Linked DNA regions of Homo sapiens: region 1 is linked to region 2. A link is a contact called in ENCODE Hi-C or POLR2A ChIA-PET data. All regions are on one chromosome and are shown on one strand. Each heading gives the region's core, a stretch centred on a gene start or an enhancer-like site at or near the end of the contact. The rest is flanking DNA. Distances are from core to core; before and after follow the strand shown. Region 1 overlaps SNX9 (sorting nexin 9). Region 2 has its middle 17 kb from the start of SYNJ2.

What was found. Hi-C counts contacts between places; a loop is a spot of excess contacts on that map. ChIA-PET counts read pairs that join two places held with the same protein, here RNA polymerase II (POLR2A). Pooled maps may share reads with other maps.
Region 1: a map of naive thymus-derived CD4-positive, alpha-beta T cell shows a loop between it and region 2 (2.7-fold over the local background). The contact joins two enhancer-like sites. A Hi-C loop is called at or near these places in 2 of 168 maps with a recorded cell type or tissue (endothelial cell of hepatic sinusoid and naive thymus-derived CD4-positive, alpha-beta T cell) and 6 of 50 pooled maps. POLR2A ChIA-PET finds 5 or more read pairs at or near these places in 4 of 52 experiments (H1, HepG2, activated CD4-positive, alpha-beta T cell and 1 more).

Annotation. Positions count from the first base shown.
Region 1 is chr6:157,883,533-157,889,006 of GRCh38, reverse strand. All of the region lies in intron 4 of SNX9 (sorting nexin 9), which reads right to left. SNX9-AS1 (SNX9 antisense RNA 1) reads left to right here. Exons shown (of 2, transcript NR_183542.1): 2 at 3,616-3,893. Among named protein-coding and RNA genes, the nearest start is that of SNX9-AS1, 6.6 kb to the left of the region's middle. Within about 2 kb of position 3,031, at least 4 of the 41 ENCODE cell types and tissues checked have a DNase peak (open chromatin) inside an H3K27ac peak, as active enhancers do.
Region 2 is chr6:157,961,446-157,967,493 of GRCh38, reverse strand. No RefSeq gene overlaps it. Among named protein-coding and RNA genes, the nearest start is that of SYNJ2, 17 kb to the left of the region's middle. RefSeq lists a cis regulatory region at 3,044-3,386. Within about 2 kb of position 4,058, at least 4 of the 41 ENCODE cell types and tissues checked have a DNase peak (open chromatin) inside an H3K27ac peak, as active enhancers do.

The DNA of each region.
Region 1 (5,474 bases), core at 1,782-4,281, 77 kb after region 2:
TTCCTCTTGAATTTTTACAGGACAATGTCTTCATTCTCCTCTTCTTTTCCCTCTCTCCGTGGTACCACACTCCTCCTCACAGTCAACCACAGAGTTAAAGACCTTTCATTAGATCTCACTGCCCGTGGGATGAATTCAGTAATCAAGCCTCCTCTAAGAGGCCTCCACGGTGTAAATCCTCACGATCTTCCCAGTTCCTACATATTCCACATCCCACATCACCATGCCCCAAGAAGAGCTCCTGTAAGATACTTTACCTGACATAATCACTTCACTTGGGAAAAAAAGATGACTTTTAGGGTTTATTAAATGTTTATTTCCTCTTGTGTTCAAGTTTGAAATTTACCTTATATATGGAAGAAGGAGAAGGAGAAGGAGAAGAAGGTGGTGACTGGCTGAGACTTTCGACACAACCAATCTGAGCCAAAATATCCACCTTAAAATAAAAAAGGTGCCCAGTGAACAAGAGTGAAAAAGCAGGTCAAAGTTTTTAACTAAAACCAGCACATTCATGGCAGGACCAAATTCTCCAGAAAACTCTAGCATGCCACTCACTCACAAACATTACATGCAAAAAGCCCCAACTGTGTAGCAATGGGTTATCTTCAATGCATTATATTTTCTAAAGTCTGTTGTTTGGCATCATGATACAGTATTAATGAAACCCTAAAAATAACTATAAGCAGCACAGAAAGAATGGATTAAGTATCATGCAAGTCATACAGCCAGAGAAACAAACTCCAGAGGAAAAAACAGAAATAGCCAAGTTAAAAAAAATGTTAATATTCTGAACCTTTTGCTTTCAGAGGCATTAGACATGTATGTGAGAGAGTCCAGACAAAATCAGCAAAGCCACCTGGTCAACTTGAAGCTAACCACAGAGCCACAGTGAGTCCTACCAATCGCAGCTGTGAATGACACAACAGCCCAGCTGGTCTGTGAACACAATGTCTCCCGGTGTGTGCTCTTAGGGTCTAACTGGCCTACAATACAGCATCTTGTGAGAAGAGGTAACTGACTGATGCGCTTCCAAGAAGCCAATTGATGGGTAAACTGCAGCAGATGTGTTAAGAGGACCATTCTGGAGCCCAGCTTCCAGGCTTCAAATCCCGGTTCCACAACTGTCCTGTAGGGAAGTCAGTACTACAAACATTTATATAGTGGACGACAGCATCCTTTTCAGGCGCAACTCTCCTGTGAAATAAGCGGTGGTATTATTCTCACCTGAGAGATGAAAATAAACTTGGAGTTGAAAATCAGTTAATACGCAAAGCAGACAACAAAGATGGAGTAACAGGGACCCAGTTTATGCTCCCAATGAAAACAAAAAATATGATGAAATATAGGAAACCGTGTTCAAATCACTGGACACCAGACAGTGAAGAAGTGATCCTGAGATACGGGAGACAGACAGAGTAAGCCCACAAGTGCCCATTCACTGCGTGGAGAGACTCTCCAGGACACGGAGCAGGCATGGAAAACCCACACAAAGCTCGGCGGTCTCTGTGGTGGGAGGATACAGAGTCTGGGGAAGACAGAGACGCAGAGAGAGAGCTCTGGAGACTGCAGAGGACACTGCAGATCTGCACTGATCAGCCCATCACGTGAGGGGTCTACCCAAGGTCAGGGAAAGACACACACGGAAGAATCAAGAGTGAATCAAGAGTGCAACCCCTCACACAGGGCTATTCCCACCAGCCTAGATGGAAAACTTCATGATTCACGGGGCATCGGGTACAATACTACAAAGGATTTGTTTCAGGAAAGGGGCAAAAATATCCCTAAGCTAAATGTTGCTCTGGGCTTAAAAATAAAACCTGAAATAATCAGATTATTTCAAAGTAACTTAGGTGCATCCCAGAACAAGGCTCAAAAATGTTTATGGGAATGCAAAAATATCCAGCATATAGCAAGGTGAAAATTGCAATGTCTGACATCCACTCATAATTTATCAGACATGAAAAGAAGCAAGGAAAATATGACCCATAATGAAGAGAAAGATTAAGCTGATACAGTACTGACAGAGATGAAAGACTTAGCACTATTTAAGAGCAAGAGAGGTTTCAAATATTAATGAGGTAGAAGACTCAGCTTGAATGGGCTTCCAAAAGGTGATAACTTTAAGCACAAAGAAAAAAAAAACAAAACACATTATGAAATCAATGTAAATCCATACATCCATGCTACTGTCAGAAAAAAAGACAGGAATGCTTTCTTCATTGGTCACTATTTGTAGTAGCTATAAAATAACTTCTTACTTTGAAACATGGCAATTAAGGAGAGGTGGAATTAGCCATCTATCCTGAATTCCAAATTGGAATTCGACATAATTAACTAGCTCCAGCTGATACAGGAAAGTGCTGCTTTCTAGATGAAACCAGCTAAGCGTGGAAGGAATAACATTTCTGATTCTGGCAAGGATTACCAACTGGTGGTAAACCATTACCATTTATATACAATTTATATCTGTATGTTTGTGTGTATACCCACGTTCACAGAGAGAAAATAAGACACCTAGTGTAAAGAGTAGTGATTGTGGAAATGGGATACTTTTCTTTTTCTAGTCTGAATTTTCTACAATGCATATGTACTGCTTCTGTAACAATAAAATAAAAGGTTACTTTACTAATTGTTTTTAAAGACAGTAATAATGCTAATTAGCAACTGCTGACCACAAAAATAGTAGTTTCTGGTTTTGTTATTTTTTTTTTATGTTGTATTCTTGCTCCTCATATGACATCCTTGGGGAACTGGGACCAGTAAGAAATAAACCCCTACTTCTGACAACAAAAAAATGCAGTAAGCAGGGCAAGCGCTTGTTTGGATGACATGGTTAGACCTGACTCAGTTCACTGGTTTCCTAGTAAGCAGCTAAGACATGGCCCAAGAGGAAGAGTTCTCACTGCACAGACCATGAGAACAGCAACTGTGGCGTGGCAGAGATGAGCAATGGCACCACGACGTCTGTCTGTCTCCATCGTAACTACATCAGGCCTCGAAGGAGGGCTAGGTTTAAGAATTAATGAAAATGGTAACATATTTAATTAAAGCTGCTTTCCGTTTGGCTTTCTACCAAACATGTACAAAGGGTCTATGAAAGCTCAAAACATACTGTGAGTGGTCGCAGCTCTTATGGGCCACCTAATTCCTTCCAGCAGACACCAAACGTCCACTTCAGGTCAGTACAGATCATCCCATCTGGTAAGTCCACCAGTTAAGAGGAGTTCCCAATCGCAGGCTAACTACTTTCTATGTTATTATCTTGGGATGGGGCCCTGTAGGCATTCAGGGGTCCGCCTATCACCACATAAGGAACTCCTCACTGTGCCTGTCACATCCTTCCACACCACCTGTGATGATGTCATCTGGCCTATCATGCCACGGCCCATCTTACGACTATACCACGTGCAACTGTGTTAGGAAGTAGGAATAGAAAGCAAATAATATCTGATTCTTAAACCAGAGAACATCTAAACCAGAATTTCTGACAAAAATTTAACTCTTTTCCTCAAAAGGGACTGAAGAGGTTATAATATTCTCTTATATAAAAAAATCTAACCACTTTAGCTCAAAATACGGAAGAATTTGACAAGTTTCCTGTTTTGTTCTTTACAGATCTTTGGCTCAAAGGACATGACCTAATTCTACAGATGAATCTGTACTGACGTTAGAAAACCACTGGTGGAACATAAAACTTGTACATTCTTCTAAAAATGAAGGTAGATCACAGCAGACTCAATCTATTTATAGCCAGTCATATCAACATTACTGATTGGGAATTACCAAAAGAGGTGAAATTATTTAACAAATCCTTTGTTAAGTCATATTCTGAACCTACAGATGTCAATTTCAGGTGTTTATTTTTTAAATAAAGATAATTAAAACACTAAAAATTTACTTAAGGTAAATGGATAATGTTTGTATTAGCTTAGAGAGTCTACTTACTCAGATAGCTCAAAGTCCTAAAATAGGTAGCTTTGAGTACAGAATAGGATGGCGCTACAATCAGCAAATAATTTGCTTCCAGACAGACCTAAGAGAAGTCCATGTGAAATAAGCTTTTACACTGTGCTGATGACAGGATGTACGTATAACAATGCTGGCTGGTCCTTCATCACTGCAGTTTTAAGGTTAAAAAAAAAGACTTTGCTTTAATAGTTTGTTTCCAGTTAGACAAAACAAACAAAAACCACCCTATATAACAAACTTCACCAGCATGTATTTTTGAAAGGTTCCTGAGATGAACAAAGCTGTCTCATAGATGTCAGGGATCTGTGAAAAAGCACACAAGGTTAGTAATGACAGCCTCATGCAGTTCTGAAGGCAAATGTCCATAAATCCTCTAACACTGGTATATGATCTTCCTTAAAAAGCCCTATTACCAACTAAAAAGAATTCATACGGGGGGGTGGGAGTGAGAGTGAAGAGATGGAAAGAACCTTTTCAATAAAGTTCTGTAAAGAGAAAGTCTCAATAAGCAATTACGAGATGTCTAAGGCATTATAAGACTTATGTGAGTTAATGAAGGTATAAGCACATCTAATACTGAACCTTTGTGAGGGTTTCTTTTATCAATTTATTTTTAAATGGACTACCAAAAAAGGCCTAAAATGGCCTAAAAATAGACTTTTGAGAACTAAGAAAGCAAAATGTAGTTCCAACATAAAATTACCATTGCCTTCCTCATCCTATAACCAATAAAAATTCCTTTGCAACAAATATAATTACATGGAAAATCTCTGTAGAGAAAAATGTTATATCCTTAAATACCACTTAACTTCAAGCATTTGTTTAATATCCAAACTGTTTTAAAAAAATAACAATGCCAGAGAATTTTCTGTAAGAGAATCTTCCCATTTTTGATTGGGTAGCCCGTCAGATGGGAGAATAACAGGCCAGTGATGGACAGCTCCTAGGCCTGTGGTCGGTGTTAAGAACACAAACTTCTCCAAGGCAGGGATTCAGGAAATCTGTAAGTCTTTTAATACCTTACATTGTAAAGTACCTTTTGATGTATTTATAACTGAAAAAAAATTATTCAAACAAGAACAGAGTATTATGGTACAAAGTCTCTTATAGGTCACTGGGAATAGAAAAAAAGATAAATTCTTTGCTTATCAAGCTTAACAATTTACAAATAAGCAATATAATTTGTATAAGAGTCACAAATTGTGCTAAGGGAATCCAGAGAAGTAAAACAGAAAACAAAAGGTTTTATAGAAGACATGGTATTTGAGCTGAACCTGAAGAGATGGGCTTCTGAAAGATGGAAGGAGTCACTCTGTTATTCTCAGAAGAGCAAGCCAAAGGTACAAATAAAAGGTGAGACAGCATGGGACATATTTGGAGAATCATCAGTTTGCCTGGAGACAAATACATAACTTAAAGATAAGGTGATGATGGGTAGCCACACTGAGGCATCACAGAAATAGAACTGAGCTTGGAAAAGTACTTCAACCTCAAATTCAGATGAA
Region 2 (6,048 bases), core at 2,809-5,308:
CATATGAGGCACTATCTGTCCATATCTACACACACGCAAGACTTGACTTACAGCCTTACGACTGGATATAGAGACTGATCTCTCAGAGGATTGTACCCGAGTCAGCCCAGGAACAGGGGCTTTCCAGACACAAATTATCTTCTCTACTCCTGCTCAGAGTGTGCCTGGCAGCCACAGGCTACCGTTCACACTCTGCAAACTCTAGGCCCTGGGGTTGGAGAGTGTGGGGCCTCCCTCTGTCCAGGTCCCTGGGTCCCTGCATGTTCCTTCCTCCTGGTCTGTTGCTGAAAGTCAACAAGCCTGTTGGTTGGGTTGCTATAGAGACTGCAGGTGCCTGTGGGCTCTGGGGACCGGGGAGCTTTATTCACCTCCGTGGCCGAGACCAAGCTCCCCACACAGGTGTGCCAGCCTGTCGGCCAGGCCCCAGGCCCCAACCCAGCATCACAGCTGGAAAAACAACCCAAAGCACACCTGTCCCAGGTATGTGGGAAAGAAGGGGGCTTTCACATGCCAAGAACAGCAAGGTGTGCTTGTCCTTAATAGAAACATTGTTCAAATCAGTTCCACATTGGAGGGGAACCTACTAGGGACAGGATGAGTTTTCAGGCTGGGGTCTGGCTGTTCCATTGTTGTCAACTGAGGAAGCTCACCAGGACCTCTGACAATGCAGGTCTGTCCCTGAACCCCCAGGCCCAGCATGGGAGCTGGGCCAACAGACGGGCAGGGAAGAAGGGAGGGCACCGCTGCCGAGCGCCTCCTCCCCAGCGTTCCCTCGCAGAAGGAGGAACAGGACTCCCAATGTGCCCTCGATTCGGGGGCTGGCAGGCCTCCTTCCTGTCTGTCCTTAACCTTCTCCAGAAATACCCCTTTTCTGATTGGCCTGCAAGATTCACATGGGGAGAAAATGCCATGACTATTTTATAAAAAGGCCTGCACACTGCACATTGTCACTTCAGAGACCGAAGTAAAAAGTTACAGGGCGGAAAGGTTTGATGGAACATCCAGAAGACCTTTCTGGCAATTCTAGGTGTGCCATGGAGAAAGGGAGTGCCTTGGGTGGGAGCAAGCTCGCCTGCCCTGGAGGGAGGAGACAGGCTGAGCCGTGACTGTGGCTGGAGCGGCTGAGAAAGGAGTCCTTTTACGATGTTTATGTATGTTTAAAAATGTTCAAAATAGAAATTAAAAAAAATTATTCCTACATTTTGCTTCATCATATAGTTTTGAAAAGTAAAGCAAAATTGCAAATTACTATATGGTAATTTCCTTTTAAGAAAAATCAATTTAGTTAAGTCTAAATATATAGCCTATAACATATTATAGCGCTTCATACTATCAGGAACAAAGTGTACTTTGGAATTAGGTGTACTTTAGAATGCTTTGGCTGGAAGTAACAGAAAACTCAACTATTGAAGTCTTAAATAGGCGGGTGTGGTAGCTCACGCCTGTAATCCCAGCACTTTGGGAGGCCGAGGTGGGCGGATCACCTGATGTCAGGAGCTCGAGACCAGCCTGGCCAACACGGTGAAACCCCATCTCTACTAAAAATACAAAAATTAGCTGGGTGTGGTGGCAGGCACCTGTAATCCCAGCTACTCAGGAGCCTGAGGCAGGAGAATCGCTTGAACCCTGGAAGGCAGAGGTTGCAGTGAGCCAAGATCCTGCCACTGTATTCTAGCCTGGGCAACAAGATGAGACTCTGTCTCAAAAAAAAGAAACAAACAAAAAACAAACAAAAAAAACCCACCTGCCTCCGCTCACCAAAAAAGTCTTAAATAAACAAGAAGTCTCCAGGTAGGCCACCCAGAGCTGGGGTAGCACCTCCTCAGTGTCATCAAAGACCCAAGCAAGCTGGTTCTTTCTCTTCATGATACCTAGCATGTTGGCTTGTTGCCTCACGATCACAAAATAGTTGCTCCAGCTCCAGACATTACAGCAATATTCAAGGTAGAAAGAAGAGAGGAATTCACACCAACTGTATCTGTCCCTTTTATAAGAAAAAGGCAAAAGCTTCTCTCTCTGCAAGTCCACAACAAATGTCTACTTAAGACTCTTCGGCCAGAATGGTGTCATGTGGCCTCCATTAGACACAAAGGAAACTTTTGCAGCCTTTTCAGTTGAGATGGACAAGAGAGAAAGCAGTTAGGAATGAATGAGTTTGGGTCAGATGGCCAACAATGTCCTCCATGTCTAGTGCAGCCAATATCTGATAATCAGTCTTGTTCTTTTAGTGTAAGGCTTAGCACTGCCTTAGAAACTTCGTTATAAATTCTTTCTCCAAATTTATGATAATACTATGATTCCTATTAAAATGTATTCCTATGAAAATATACCTCCTATTTTCATTTTTTTCCACGTATTTCCTCTCCAGGGCAATCATGGTAAAGTAAATAGGACAGGAGTTATTTCTGATTTGTGTAGAATGCTGAAGTCCTGATAGGATTGCTGTGAGGCACTGAGTCTCCAAACTGCTCGCCTAGTGGATTGTTGTTGTTTTATTTTATTTTTTATTTTTTGAGATGGAATCTCACTCTGTCACCCAGGCTGGAGTGCAATGGCGCAATCTTGGCTGACTGCAACCTCTGCCTTCCGGGTTCAAGCCATTCTCCTGCCTCAGCCTCCCAAGTAGTTGAGACTACAGGTGTGCGCCACCATACCAGGCTAATTTTTGTATTCTTAGTAGAGATGGGGTTTCGCCATGTTGGCCAGGCTGGTCTTGAACTCCTGACCTCAAGTGATCCTCCCGCCTTGGCCTCCCAAAGTACTGAGATTACAGGCATGAGCCACTGCGCCCGGCCTCATTTTATTTTTGAGACAGGGTCTCATTCTGTCGCCCAGGCTGGAGCACAGTGGTGTGAACAGGGCTCACCGCAGCCTCAACCTCCTGTTCTCAAACAATCCTCCCACCTCAGCCTCCCAGGTAGCTGGGACCACAAGTGCCTAACTTTTTATCTTTTGTAGAGATGAGGTCTCACTTTTTTGCCCAGGCTGGTCTCCAACTCCTGGACTCAAGTGATCCTCCTACCTCAGGCTCTGAAAGTGCTGGGATTACAGGTGTGAGCCACTGCACCCAGCCTCACCCATTGTTTTTTCTGTTGGCCACACTGCCTCTCTGGTTTCATATTTTATCTCTTTGAGACAACTTGTTTGTCTACTGCATTGCTGTCTAATTCAGCAGAGTTAAGAGGGTGTCCTCATTTGCTGACTAATGCACAGATCGCTGTTCCTCTCACCATAGCTCTAGAAACAGCAACTTAACCACTGTACCCGTGGATAGATTTCTACAGCAAATGTGGAAAAAAAGGGAGAGTGAAATAAAAAGCCAATAGCAATGAAAAAATATTACAGCACTTTTGCAGATCAAGCTATGTGACTATTTTAACCACAAAACCGAACACGAATCCTTGTAAGACATAATAAAAATGAGAGCAAAAAAAAGGATCTGCCGCGGTTTCGTGTGCACGATAAAGAGGAAAATAGAGCTCTGTCCGAGGTCAGCCACCTCCCTTCCGTCTTTGGAGTCCTCACTTCTGTAGCACCTTAAAAAGGTATTCTGCTCAATCTTCAACCAGAGCATGGCTTTTGTCCTATAAAAGTGCCCCCACGGTGTGTGTTTTTAAGTAAATTGATATATTCGGACTCAGTGGGCCGAGCACGATGGCTCACGCCTGTAATCTCAGCACTTTGGGAGGCTGAGGTGAGTGGATCATCTGAGGTCAGGAATTTGAGACCCAGCCTGGCCAACATGATGAAACCCCACCTCTATTAAAAATACAAAAATTAGCCAGGCATGGTGGCAGTTGCCTGTAGTCCCAGCTACTCGGGAGGCTGAGGCAGGAGAATGGCTTGAGCCTGGGAGGCAGAGGTTGCAGTGAGCCAAGATGGCGCCATTGCACTCCAGCCTGGGCTACAGAGTGAGACTCTGTCTCAAAAAAAAAAAAAAAAAAAAAAAAAGAAAAAAAAAAAGAAAAAGAAAAGAAAAAAAAGACCTGGTGGCATGTGAGCAGGAAGACTCCAGGCCTGGCCCCATTTCAGGAGCTGCAGCTGTTTTTAAGGCCAACTTGCTTCCTGCCTGAGCGATACCCAGTGGCCCACTGCTGGCCTGCGTGGATTTATTTAGACAGTAATGTTGACCAGACAGCCAGAATTTTCCCACTCTCTTTACTTCCGGAAGGGTTTGCTCATAATTAGTTAAATCAGCTTTCTCTGCCTCTCAGTGCCAAGATGTTTATAGAAATCTCACTACTTCTGCTGTTGGCTATACTTTTCATCCTCTTTGCCACCACAACGTTCCCCATTGTTTCTAAAACCCTTCATCCAAAAACCTAAAGTTCCTCACTGAGCCAAACAGGGCAATTGGCTTTGAAAGGGAACACACCTGTTCAGCACAGACTTTCTCTCCTTTCTCCTTGAGGCTCATCTACTTGCCATCTCTCCCCTTCTTGAGCGCCAGAGGGTGAGCAAAGATCTTGGATTGGCTGTCGCTTGCCGGAGCTGTTCTGCGCCAGAAAGATCCTCCGGGCGCCCTTCACAGTGGTGGCTTGGGTTCAATACTGTCTTGCTCAGACAGCTGACCTGCTAATCAGCCCGCACCTTTGAGGACTAAGAGGAAACTGACCTCCCCTGACCTGTGAAAGTATCCATCCCTGCTTCTCCATGACACACTCCTTCAGCGCGTGTGTAGTCAGAAAAAGGAGAGGAGGAGAAGCAGTTCCAAGAAAAATAACAGGATGTGGTTGATGAAATATGAAATATGAAATGAAAGTCTGGTATGGTATGGAAACTGACTTTGTCTTTTTTTCTTTTAGACAGAGTCTCACTCTGTCACCCTGGCTGGAGTGCAGTGATGCGATCTCGGCACACTCCAACCTCCTCCTCCCAGGTTCAAGTGATTCTCCTGCCTCAGCCTGCCGTGTAGCTGGGATTACAGGCACACACCACGATGCCCGTTTGGTTTTTTTTTAAATTTTTTTATTTTTAATAGAGACGGGGCTTCACCATGTTGGCCAGACTGGTCTCAAACTCCTGGCCTCAAGTGATCCACCCACCTCGGCCTCCCAGAGTGCTGGGATTACAGGCATGAGCCACCGCACCGGGCCTGACTTTGTCTTTAAGGCAGTGGCTCCTAACCTTTATTGAGTCACCCAGATCTTTAAGAATCTGATGACAGGTACAAATCCTTTCCCCAGAAAAAATGTAAAATATGCACTTGAACAATTTGCCTAAAGTCTCACATGGTTCATTGGTACACCTTCCCCCAACCCCCCAGAATTATCTGGACCACAGGTGACAAATTCCTATTTTAAGGCCAGGTGTGATGGATCACACCTGTAATCCCAGCACTTTGGGAGGCTGAGGAGGGTGGATTGCTTAAGCCCAGCGATTTGAGACCTGCCTGAGTAACAATGGCGAAACCCCGTCTACAAAAAATACAAACATTAGCTGGGTGCGGTGCGGTGCGCCTGTAATCCCAGCTACTCAGGGTCTGAGGCGGGAGGGTCCTTGAGCCTGGGAGGTCAAGGCTTCAATGAGCCAAGATTACACCACTGCACTCCAGACTGGGTGACAAAGTGAGACCCCCATCTAAAAAAAAGAAAAAAGAAAAGAAAGAAAGAAAAGATTCCTATTTTAGAAGCTTGTACTTGTAATAGTACCCCTTAAAGGTGGTTGGAATATAAATCTTAACTACAAATAAATTCCCAATGACATTAGGAAATGCAGAGTTAATATCATGCAAAAGAAGAGGATTAGGAGCTGGGAGCTCCTCAAAGAAAAATTTTAATTCACCAGCGGTCAATTCCTCTCCTGTTGTGGCTATATACCTCCCATTTATGCTAATGACTTTGCTACCCTCTGTGTAGATGTGTGGCAAGGGAAGAATAATCTCTTCTCAGTTGCAACCAATTGATCCATCTGGAAGTGATTTAAACATCAACAAAATAATTCAATCTCACAAAAATCATTTGTTTTGTTTGCATTTGCAAATTCATGTTTTGCTTTGCTTCCTCTTCCTCTGCATTTTAGAGTGGATGAATAGTTTTCTATATGGCA